Linked DNA regions of Homo sapiens: region 2 is linked to region 1. A link is a loop called in an ENCODE intact Hi-C map of the cell type or tissue named here. Cell type or tissue: thyroid gland. All regions are shown on one strand. Each heading gives the region's core, and the rest is flanking DNA. Links, peaks and the distances in the headings are about the cores only. Region 1 has its middle 28 kb from the start of MIR365A. Region 2 has its middle 24 kb from the start of LINC02130.

Region 1 (5,376 bases), core at 302-5,301:
GCTGCAGCCAGACCTAGAAATCTCAGGCTCTGTTCTTCCTTGGGGACATGGCCTGTGCAGTTCCTTTTACCCAGATATTTTTCCTGCAACTCTTTGTATGTTTCATTCTTGTAGACCCAGCTTAGACATTGTCTTCTTAGAGCAATCTTTCCTGATCACATGATCTAAAGTTATTCTACTCATAAATTTCTCTCCTCAGTACCTATTGGTTTCTTTCTCAATACTCTGTGTATTTTGTAATTGTTTGGTTGTTGATTTACTTTTGTCTGTCTTATTCCTGAAATGTCAAGCTTCATGAGATCACAGACCATGTCTGTTGCTCACTGCCACATGCCTCACACCTTGTATGGTGACTGTCACATGGTAGGTGTGCAGCAATTGATTGTTGTATAAATAAAACATTGACGTTAGTGTCTAGGGAACCCACCCCGGGACATACCTCTCTTCACATGGATGACTTGGCAGGGTATTTGTTGGTAATCAGGGACACTATCCTCTTCATCTCTGTGACCACAGTCTCTGCCTCTGAGAGGCCCAGATCCTAGGATGGGAGACCTGGGTTAAAATCCTGGCTTGGCCTCTTATAATGTGTTTGGTCATCTTTGCTGCATAACAAACAATCCCCAAAATGTAGTGACTTAAAAGAATAACTTACTTTTCTACAGAAGTTAGCTGGGCATGGTGGTGGGTGCCTGTAATCCCAGCTACTCGGGAGGCTGAGGCAGGAGAATCGCTTGAACCCAGGAGGCAGAGGTTGCAGTGAGCCAAGATCGTGCCACCGCACTCCAGCCTGGTGACAGAGTGAGACTCTGTCTCAAAAAAAAAAAAAGAATATATTTTTCAGGCTGGCTGCTTCCTCTGACTTCACTCATGGCCTGCAGTCAGCTGGGGGTTACTGGGCTAGAGGGTCCAAGATGGCCTCCCTCACATGTGTGGCCGTTGGCTCTGGCTGTTGGCTGGGTTGCCTCAGTTCTCCTTCATGTGACCTCTCGCCTTCCAACAGGAAAGACCAGCTTCCTTACATGGAAGCCTTGGGTAAGCATTCCACGTCAGTTCACAAAGAAGCTTCGAGGCTCCCTGAAGCCTGTTCTCAGGACTTGCATAACACTACCTCTGGCATATTCTATCAGTTGAAGTAAGTCAAGAGGACAGCCTGTATTTAGGGGAATGGAGAAATAGACTTCACCTCCTTGTGAGAGGAGCCACAGGGAATTTCTGGCCATATTTAATCTACCACAGTAGGCTGTGAAGTCTGGGGCCAGCCACTTACCCTCTCGGTGCCTTACTTTCTTCCTCTGTAAACTGGGTCTTTTGGCATCTATCTCATAGAATTGTTTGTGAAAATTAAACAGATGATGTTTCCAAAGTGCTTAGTGTAGAAACCTGTTTCTTAGAAAGTACCTAGTTGATAGGAACCACTGCTATTATTGCTATTATTAATATTACTGTCATAATTATATTGAGAACTTAGCAAATTGATGGATGGATAGATGGGTGGATAGACAGGTAGATGGATGGATAGGCTGGGTGGATGGATGGATGAGTAGGGAGGTGGGTGGATGGATGGGTGGGTTTAGGGGTAGATAGATGGATGAATGGATAGGTGGGTGGATGGGTGGATGGATGGATGGGCTTGGGGGTTGATGGATGGGTGAATGGATAGGTGGGTGGATGTGTGGATGGATGGATGGATAGGTGGGTGGATGGATGGATGGATGGATAGGTGGGTAGGTGGATGGATGGGTAGGTAGATGGGTGGATGGATGGGTAGGTGGATGGGTGGATGGATGGGTAGGTGGGTGGATGGATGAATGGATAGGTGGGTGGATGGAAGGGTAGATGGATGGATGGATAGGTGGGTGGATGGATGAATGGGTAGGTGGGTGGATGGGGTAGATGGATGGACAGATAGGTGAGTGGATGGATGGATAGGTGAGTGGATGGATGGATGGGTAGGTGGATTGATGAATGGGTAGGTGGATGAATAGGTAGGTGGATGGGTAGATAAATGGATGGATGGATAGGCAGACAAATGGATGCATGGATTGACAAATGGCTTTTGATGTTCAAACAACATGTAGCCCCACTGACTTATCTGTTAATGATAAGTCATCTTATTTCATGGGGTTTAGAATAAACAGTAGCTCTCTGCTGTTGAGTTCAAACACCCTTGATTTCTAAAGAGACCTGACCTCTCACTTAGTTTACTTTTTCATCACCTGTGTTTGTGTGGGAAGAGGGGTGGCGGGGGCGGCGGTGGGGGTGAGTGTCAGGCAGTTCTACTGCAGGCTTTGTGTTTGGGAAATATGCGAGCTTGTGCGAGCACCCCTCTCACTCACACATGCGCTCTCCTCCACAGCCTTAGTTAAACGTCACCAGACTCTAACTGTGAAAAACAGCCAAGCTTGCCACTGCAGAGTTCAGCAGCAAAAGGAGTTTGCCGATACACATCCCTACGGGCTGGGGCCAAGTGCGGCCAGTGTGGGCAGCTGTGAGGGGCAGCCCTGCTGGCTCCTGCACGGTAGAGGCCACCTCCTCCCAGGTCCTGAGGCACAGAGCCCAGGCCTGGCATGCAGCACACACACTATGAGCATGTGCACTTTTTGCTACTCTTGTCGTCTCTGTATCCCCAGCATAGGGAACCGTGCCTGGGAGACACTAGTAAATATTTTCAGAATAAACGATGGCATGGCTGAGCACGCGGGGAGCTGTGTCTTCCCCAGCTCTCGGGCTTGAAGACTTTGTGCCCGAAAGCTGGGTGGGACTAAGGGGCTGACGGCAGGATTCTCAAACATCCCCAGAGGCAAATGTGTGCCTTCATATCCTAAAACCCAACCAGGCAGGGCGCAGTGGCTCATGCCTGTAATCCCAACACTTTGGGAGGTAAAGGCGGGAGGATCGCTTGAGGTCAGAAGTTTGAGACCAGCCTGGGCAGCAGAGCGAGATCTTGTCTTTACAAAAATAAAAATAAAAAAATTAGCCAGGCGTAGTGGCACATGCCTGTGGTCTGAGCTACTCGGGAAGCTGAGGCAGGAGGATCGCTTGAGCCCAGGGGGTTGAGGCTGCAGTGAGCTATGACTGTGCCATTCCATTCCAGCCTAGGTGACAAAATAAGACTCTGTCTCAAAAAATAATAATAGGCCAGGTGCAGTGGCTCATGCCTGTAATCCCAGCACTTTGGGAGGCCGAGGCGGGCAGATCACGAGGTCAGGAGATCAAGACCATCCTGGCTAACACGGTGAAATCCCGTCTCTACCAAAAATTAGCTGGGCGTTGTGGTGGGCACCTGTAGTCCCAGCTACTCGGGAGGCTGAGGTGGGAGAATGGCATGAACCCGGGAGGTGGAGCTTGCAGTCAGCTGAGATTGCGCCACTGCATTCTAGCCTGGGTGACAGAGTGAGACTCCGTCTCAAAAAAAAATTAATAGTAATAATAATAATAATAATAATAATAATAATAATAATAATAAAACCCAACCTGTCCCAGCAAGGCAGTGTGATCAGATTCACATTTTGAAACAGTTCCTCTGGGTGTGGTGGGGAGCTAGGTTGGAGGAGAGGGGCAAGAGTGGCTATAGGAGAACCAGGAGAGATGCACTTCTAGAAGGCCAGGGAGGAATGAGGGCGGCCTGGTTATGGGTGGGGACATGAATGGGACGGGGAGAGAAGCTGCTGCGAGGGCTGCCAAGGAAATTGATGGGCAGGACTTAGTGAGGCTGGGATGTGGGAGAGAGGGAAACTGGAGGGGTCAGAGATGGTACCTGGTGTCTTTTTTTTTTTTTTTTTTTTTTTCAGAAGGAGTCTCACTCTGTCACCCAGGCTGGAGTGCAATGGCATGGTTTCGGCTCACTGCAACACCTGCCTCCCATGTTTAAGTCATTCTCCCACCTCAGCCTCTCAAGTAGCTGGGACTACAGGCGCGTGCCACCACACCCAGCTAATTTTTGTATTTTTAGTAGAGACAGGGTTATATTATGGGAGGCCCACCTCGGCCTCCCAAAGTGCTGGGATTACAGGAGTGAGCCACCGTGCCCGGCTGGTACCTGGTTTCTAGTTAGCATCTCTAGAGTGGCAGATGAGGGACCTCAGAGGGAAATCAGTTTCGGGGGAGGCTCTTGAATTCAGTTTTGGACAAGTTGAATTTGAGGAGCCACAGACACTAAAGAATTAGCCCAGGTTTGAACTCCTGAGAACACAGTGACCATGTTACCTGGGCAAGCCTCCCTTACCCTTCTGAGCCTCAGTTTCCCCAGGTGCAAAATGGAGTGCCTCACCAGGTAATTGTGAAGACCCTATGCAGGAATATAAGCAAACTGCCTGCCTTAGAGCCAAGGCACCATGCAGAGAAGCTATGTAACCCCATTACTTAGCACTCTTCAGCAAGAAGCAACAGACACAAAGGTAAACTGGCTTAAGCAGTAAAAGAATTTACTATTCCTGTAACTGTCAAATCCAGGAAGTAGATCTGGCTTCCTCTACAGGTGCATCTAAGGCTCAAGCATTGTCATAGGGACTGCATATCTTTGGGGGCTTCTTATATTTCTCAGGCACCTTCCATATGTGTTCCCAATGGGCACCAGCTTAGCAACGGTAGGGTTGGGGAGTCTTTTCCTATCTGGCAAAAAAAGTCTCAGGGAAGATTCTGATTGGCCCAGCTTTGTCATGTGCTCATCACAGAGCCAATCACAGTAGCCAGGCCCGGGTCACATGACTTTCTGCTCCTAGAAGACGGCAGCAGGCAAGTGGAACCAACAGTGCAGCAGCTGTCAGGTTCCCAGCTGGTCCAGTGGGAGTTTTAGGATGGGAACAGATGAGAATATGGTTTGTGGTGTACAGTAGAAACTCAGTTCATGGTGATGGTTTTCATTATGATTCTGGAGGTAGATCACCAAATGGCCCTCCATTTGGGTGTTTTAAAGTCCTTTACAAATATGACCTTCACCCCTAAAATCCTAAGTTCAGAGGTATCATCAGCCTCCTCCAGATAGTCTGTCAACATGCTTGGGAGATGGATGTGAGAGGTCAGTCCTGGGGGGCTTGCGGCACCCTTTCTGCAGCAGTGTTGGGGGTCACATTGTCTGTGGTGAGCCATGAATGTGCTCTGAGCATCCCTGTCACTGACCCTAACCAGGAGACCCAGGGACTCCCCACGCCTCCTAGGGAAAGTCCAAGGCGTCTGGTGTCGCCCAACAGCCAAATCAAGAAAACAGGTTCTGCAGAGTTAGGCAAAGACCTTTGCGGTTCATAATGTCAGCGAGAAAATTCCAAAACCTCTGAGCGAGCTGTAGTGTGGACGCTCCTTTCAACAACCTGGTTCTGATTGGAGCTGCCTGGTAACTCCCTGCCAATTAGCAGCCATGCTGCGGAAACCTGGAAC
Region 2 (5,376 bases), core at 277-5,276, 57 kb before region 1:
CTGTGGAACTATCATTCTCAGATTCGGGCTCAAGTCCTATGTCGGAGGACAGCTAGCCTTATGACCTTGGAAAGCCAGGGAAGTCTTCCAAGCCTGTTTCTCACCTTCGTAATAGGAATGGTAGATGACACGCATTACACATAGTGGATTCTTATTTGTGGTAAAGTCTCTGCAAACACTGAATTAGCGGATCTGGAGCCATTGCTCCTAGGGAGAAATACAGGTTAAGTTCTTACAAACCTCTGGTCACACATTTTCATCAACAGATCAATACCTAACCTGGTTTTATGAGTTTCTCTGTAGACACTTTATTTAATATATAAGTGATTCATTAACATCGAACATGTTGGCTGGGCGCAGTGGCTCATGCCTGTAATCCCAGTATTTTGGGAGGCTGAGGTGGGCAGATGGCTTGAGCTCAGGAGTTTGAGACCAGCCTGGCCAACACAGTGAAACCTCATCTCTACTAAAAATACAAAAATTAGCTGGGAGTGGTGGCGCGTGCCTGTAATCCCAGCTACTCGGGAGGCTGAGGCACGATAATCGCTTGAACCCGGGAGGCAGAGGTTGCAGTGAGCCGAGATTGTGCTGCTGTACTCCAGCCTGGCGACAGAGTGAGACTCTGTCAAAAAGAAAAATAGGCCAGGCGCAGTGGCTCATGCCTGTAATCCCAGCACTTTGGGAGGCTGAGGCGGGCGGATCACGAGGTCAGGAGATCGAGACCATCCTGGCTAACTTACACAGTGAAACCCCGTCTCTACTAAAAACACAAAAAATTAGCCGGGCATGGTGGCGGGCGCCTGTGGTCCCAGCTACTCTGGAGGCCGAGGCAGGAGAATAGCGTGAACCCGGGAGGTGGAGCTTGCAGTGAGCCGAGATCACACCACTGCACCCCAGCCTGGGCAACAGAGTGAGACTCTGTCTCAAAAAAAAAAAAAAAATAGAAAAGAAAAATAATTAAACACATACATGTCCATAGGCAACAGCACTAACGCATGCCTGAACAAACCCTCTCTAACACATGTGTTTTCTCTGTAACGTAGTCACTCCTGCCTTGCTCTCACTGCACACGGGGGTCATTCTTAACATCGACACGACCGCAGAAAGCACAAAAATGGGAAAAATTTGGCACTAAGTAGACCATGAAAAGGATACTTGTTTGCGATGTGAGAGCTGAGATCGGAAGGCAGTGTGAGATCTTCTGAAACCTCAGCTGGGAACATGCCCCTCAGACAGTGGAAATTTTTTTGCCACTTGCACATGTCTGTGAATGACCTTGAAAGTACCTCGAGTGTTGATTTTTGAGGTTACAAATACATTCTAATAAGTAGGTGAACTTGCAAATGCAGAATCCACAAATAATGGGGATTGAGTCTGTGTCTGTAAAAATTTGTGCTCAGTCATTAGCTGAAAGCACCCTATGGAAAGGTGATTTGGATTTTTTCTACATATAAGAAAAATCTTTTTTTTTTTGAGATGGAGTTTTGTTCTTGTCGCCCAGGCTGGAGTGCAATGGTGCAGTCCTGGCTCACTGCAACCTCTGCATCCCAGATTCAAGCAATTCTCCTGCCTCAGCCTTCCAAGAAACTGGGATTACAGGCACCTGCCACCACGCCTGGCTAATTTTTTTGTATTTTTAGTAGAGACAGGGTTTTACCATGTTGGCCAGGCTTGTCTCGAACTCCTGACCTCAGGTAATCTGCCAGCCTCGGCCTCCTAAAGTGCTGGGATTACAGGCGTGAGCCACTGTGCTGGCCCAAATAAGAAAACTCTAAGGCCGGGTGCAGTGGCTCACGCATGTAATCCCAGCACTTTGGGAGGCTGAGGCAGGTGGATCACGAGGTCCGGAGATCGAGATCATCCTGGTTAACACAGTGAAACCCCGTCTCTACTAAAAATAATAAAAAAATTAGCCGGGCGTGGTGGAGGGCGCCTGTAATCCCAGCTACTCGGCAGGCTGAGGCAGGAGAATGGCATGAACCTGGGAGGTGGAGCTTGCAGTGAGCCGAGATTGTGCCACTGTACTCCCGCCTGGGTGACAGAGCGAGACTCCATCTCAAAAAAAAAAAAAAAAAAAAAAAGAAAAAGAAAAGAAAAATCTATGCCACTTTTGAGAACTTGCTTTGTGCCTGTCTGAGCTAAGCTCTTCAAGGCCTTATCTCACTTAATCCTCACAAGGGTTCTATGAGTTTGGTACTGTTATTATCCCTGTGTTACAGATAAGACACAGAGAGGTTAAGTAACCTGCCTATCATCACACAGCCAGCACATAAAACTCGAACCTGGGCAACCAGACACCACGCACACAACACCCCTGGTACAGGCCTGGCATAGAGTGTTGTTAATAGGCTGGTGTATTTTGAGCAGTGATTGGACCCAGGCTTGTGTGGATTCAAAGGCCACCACACCGTGGAAGATGACTGTGGGGAGAGTTTTTGTTTTGCTTCATTTTGTCTTTTTTTTTTCTTTTTTTAATAGATAGTCTCTATCACCCAGGCTGAACTGCTGAGGCATGATCTAGCTCACTGCAGCCTTGAACATGTGGGCTCAATCAATGCTCCCAACTCAGCCTCCCAGGTAATTGGGACTATACACATGTACCACCACGCCCAGCTAATTTTTGTATTTTTAGTAGAGGTGGGGTTTTACCGTGTTGGCCAGGCTGGTTTCCAACTCCTGACCTCAAGTGATCTGCCCGCCTCGGCCTCCCAAAGTTCTGGGATTACAGGTGTGAGCCACTGCACCGGCCAAGAAGGAGACTTCTTTAGATCATTCACTTGTTCATTTATTCAGTTAATCTGTGATCTGAGTACCCTGTGTGTGCCAGATCCAGGACTTGGGACATGGAGGACAATCTACAAGCAGGTCCTGCCCTCAAGGGGCTCCTAGTCCATGGGAGACAAACACCGAACAACCACAGGTCCACATGAAGACCAGATTGCAACTGTGATGAGTGCTACCAAGAAGGGAGGAACCACATGTGCCCAGCTCCAGGGGCCACGTCACAAGGGTTCTGGCCCCATTGTGGCAATCCCTTTCCCTTTCCTGGACATTAGTATCTCAGCTTCTCTTGTAGTTAGAAGCAGTTGGCCGGGTGCGGTGGCTCACGCCTGTAATCCCAGCACTTTGGGAGGCCAAGGTGGCTGGATCTCGAGGTCAGGAGGTCAAGACCATCCTGACTAACACGGTGAAACCCCGTCTCTACCAAAAATACAAAAAATTAGCCAGGCGTGGTGGAGGGCGCCTGTAGTCCCAGCTACTCGGCAGGCTGAGGCAGGAGAATGGCTTGAACCCGGGAGGCGGAGCTTGCAGTGAGCCGAGATCACACCACTGCACTCCAGCCTGGGCACCAGAGCGAGACTCCGTCTCAAAAAAAAAAAAAAAGAAAAAGAAGTGGACATGTGGGCTGGGCATCGTGGCTCACGCCTGTAATTCCAGCACTTTGAGAAGCCGAGGTGGGCAGAGCATTTGAGGTCAGGAGTTTGAGACCAGCCTGAGCAACATGATGAAACCCTGTCTCTACCAAAAAAAAAAAAAAAAAAAAAAAAATTAGCCGGGTATGGTGGCACATGCCTGTAATCCCAACTACTCAGGAGGCTGAGGCAGGAGAATTGCTTGAACTCGGGAGGCAGAGGTTGGAGTGAGCTGAGATCGTGCCACTGTACTCCAGCCTGGGTGACAGAGGGAGACCCTGTCTCAAAAGAGAAGTGGCCATGTGATCCAGCTCTGGCCAATGCAAGGGATAGACACTTCTTCCGTCTCTTTTTGCCTTGAACTAGGATGTGACAGCATTCAGGCTGGAGATGGAAAGCAAACACACAAGGGTGGCAGACTGAGAAGACAGGAGGAACCTGGATGCTTTTTAAAAAAATTTATTTTTGTGGAGACAGGATCTTGCTATGTTGCCCAGGGTGGTCTTGAACTCCTGGGCTTAAGGGAGCCTCTCACCTTGGCTTCCCAAGGTGTTGGGATTACAGGTGTCAGCCACTGCGCAGCCAGAACTTGGATCCTTGATGCCAAAGAGCTGCAGTGCTAACTTCCAACCTTCGTGTCAAATATGGCCACTGTCTGCAGCTTTAAGTCACTGCCAGGTGGATTTCCTGTGACTTGTGGCCGAGGGCACTCCTGACTTAGCCGCCCTGAGGACCAGCTGTTGAGGTTGGGGCCTGTACCATGGGGAGTTCACCAGGGCCCAGAATGGGATCCCACAGCCTCTGACTCCTCATTCAGAATTTGCTCTGCTCTGCCCACTCTTTCCCAAAACTTGGGCCTTGGTTAAGCTGGGTTCTGCTTCTGTATGTGAACACTGCTGCCTCGCCCCTCAGGTACGGGGATTCCAAACTGCAGTCCCTCCTCAGCCTCCTGCACCACCATGTCCCCACCATAGGTGCTGCTTGCTCTCCTTTCAGCTGACCCCCGGCCCCATTCTTCTTACAGTAAACTTGTTTACAGAGGAGGCTTTCCATCACCATCAGTGACAAGCCAGTATCACTTGCCATAAAACAAGGCCATTGTTCCATTTTCCCCTCTCTGAAATGGGGATTATAATATTTTGCTGTGTTTGGTGTATGAAAATGCTTAGAACAGTGTATAGCTTTTAGTAAGTGCTCAATAAAGGTTTGTTGTCACTGTTACTCCTGAATAAGAAGGTCATTGTAAATACAAAGAAATACACACATGTAAACAAATACTATGGTGGACCATATGAAATCATCATCTGACCGTTTTCAAGCTATAATCACAGCAATTGTATTTGGTTTAACTATGTATATGTACATATAAAGTATAATAGCTGAGTTCAGTGGCTCACGCCTGTAATCCCAGCACTTTGGGAGGCCAAGGCAGGAGGATTGCTTGAGTCCAGGAGTTCAAGATCAGCCTGTGCAACATAGCGAGACATGATCTCTATAAAAAATTTTTTTTTTAAATTAGCCGGGGATGGTGGTGTGCACCTATAGTCCCAGCTACTTGGGAGGCTGAAGTGGGAGAATTGCTTGAGCCCGGGAGCTCGAGGCTGTAGTGAGGTATGATTGCACCGCTGTACTCTAGCCTGGACAACAGAGCAAGACCCTGTCTCAAGAAAACAAATAACAAAGGCTGAGCATGGTGGCTTATGCCTGTAATCTCAACACTTTGGGAGGCAAAGGTGGATGGATCACCTGAGGTCAGGAGTCCAAGACCAGCCTGGCTAAAACGGTGAAACCCCATCTCTACTAAAAATACAAAAATTAGCCAGGCGTGGTCATGAGCACCTGTAATCCCACCTACTTGGGAGGCCGAGGCAGGGGAATCGCTTGAACCCGGGAGGTGGAGGTTGCAGTGAGCCGAGATCGCGCCACTGCACTCTGGCCTGGGCAAAAAGAGGGAGACTCCGTC

Evidence for each region. Peaks named below come from ENCODE experiments on the same cell type or tissue, not always from the same donor. Only the 100,000 strongest peaks of a DNase experiment are listed, where the experiment ranks them.
Region 2: it touches region 1 in a loop (4-fold over the local background); 5 of 110 quality-filtered maps call a loop at or near these places.

The regions. Positions count from the first base shown.
Region 1 is chr16:14,334,835-14,340,210 of GRCh38, reverse strand. No RefSeq gene overlaps it. Among named protein-coding and RNA genes, the nearest start is that of MIR365A, 28 kb to the right of the region's middle. In thyroid gland, for the core only: no CTCF peak of the experiment used is centred there; a DNase peak (open chromatin) is centred at 2,380; H3K27ac peaks cover 1,055 bases.
Region 2 is chr16:14,391,921-14,397,296 of GRCh38, reverse strand. No RefSeq gene overlaps it. Among named protein-coding and RNA genes, the nearest start is that of LINC02130, 24 kb to the right of the region's middle. RefSeq lists an enhancer at 3,460-3,959. In thyroid gland, for the core only: no CTCF peak of the experiment used is centred there; no DNase peak of the experiment used is centred there.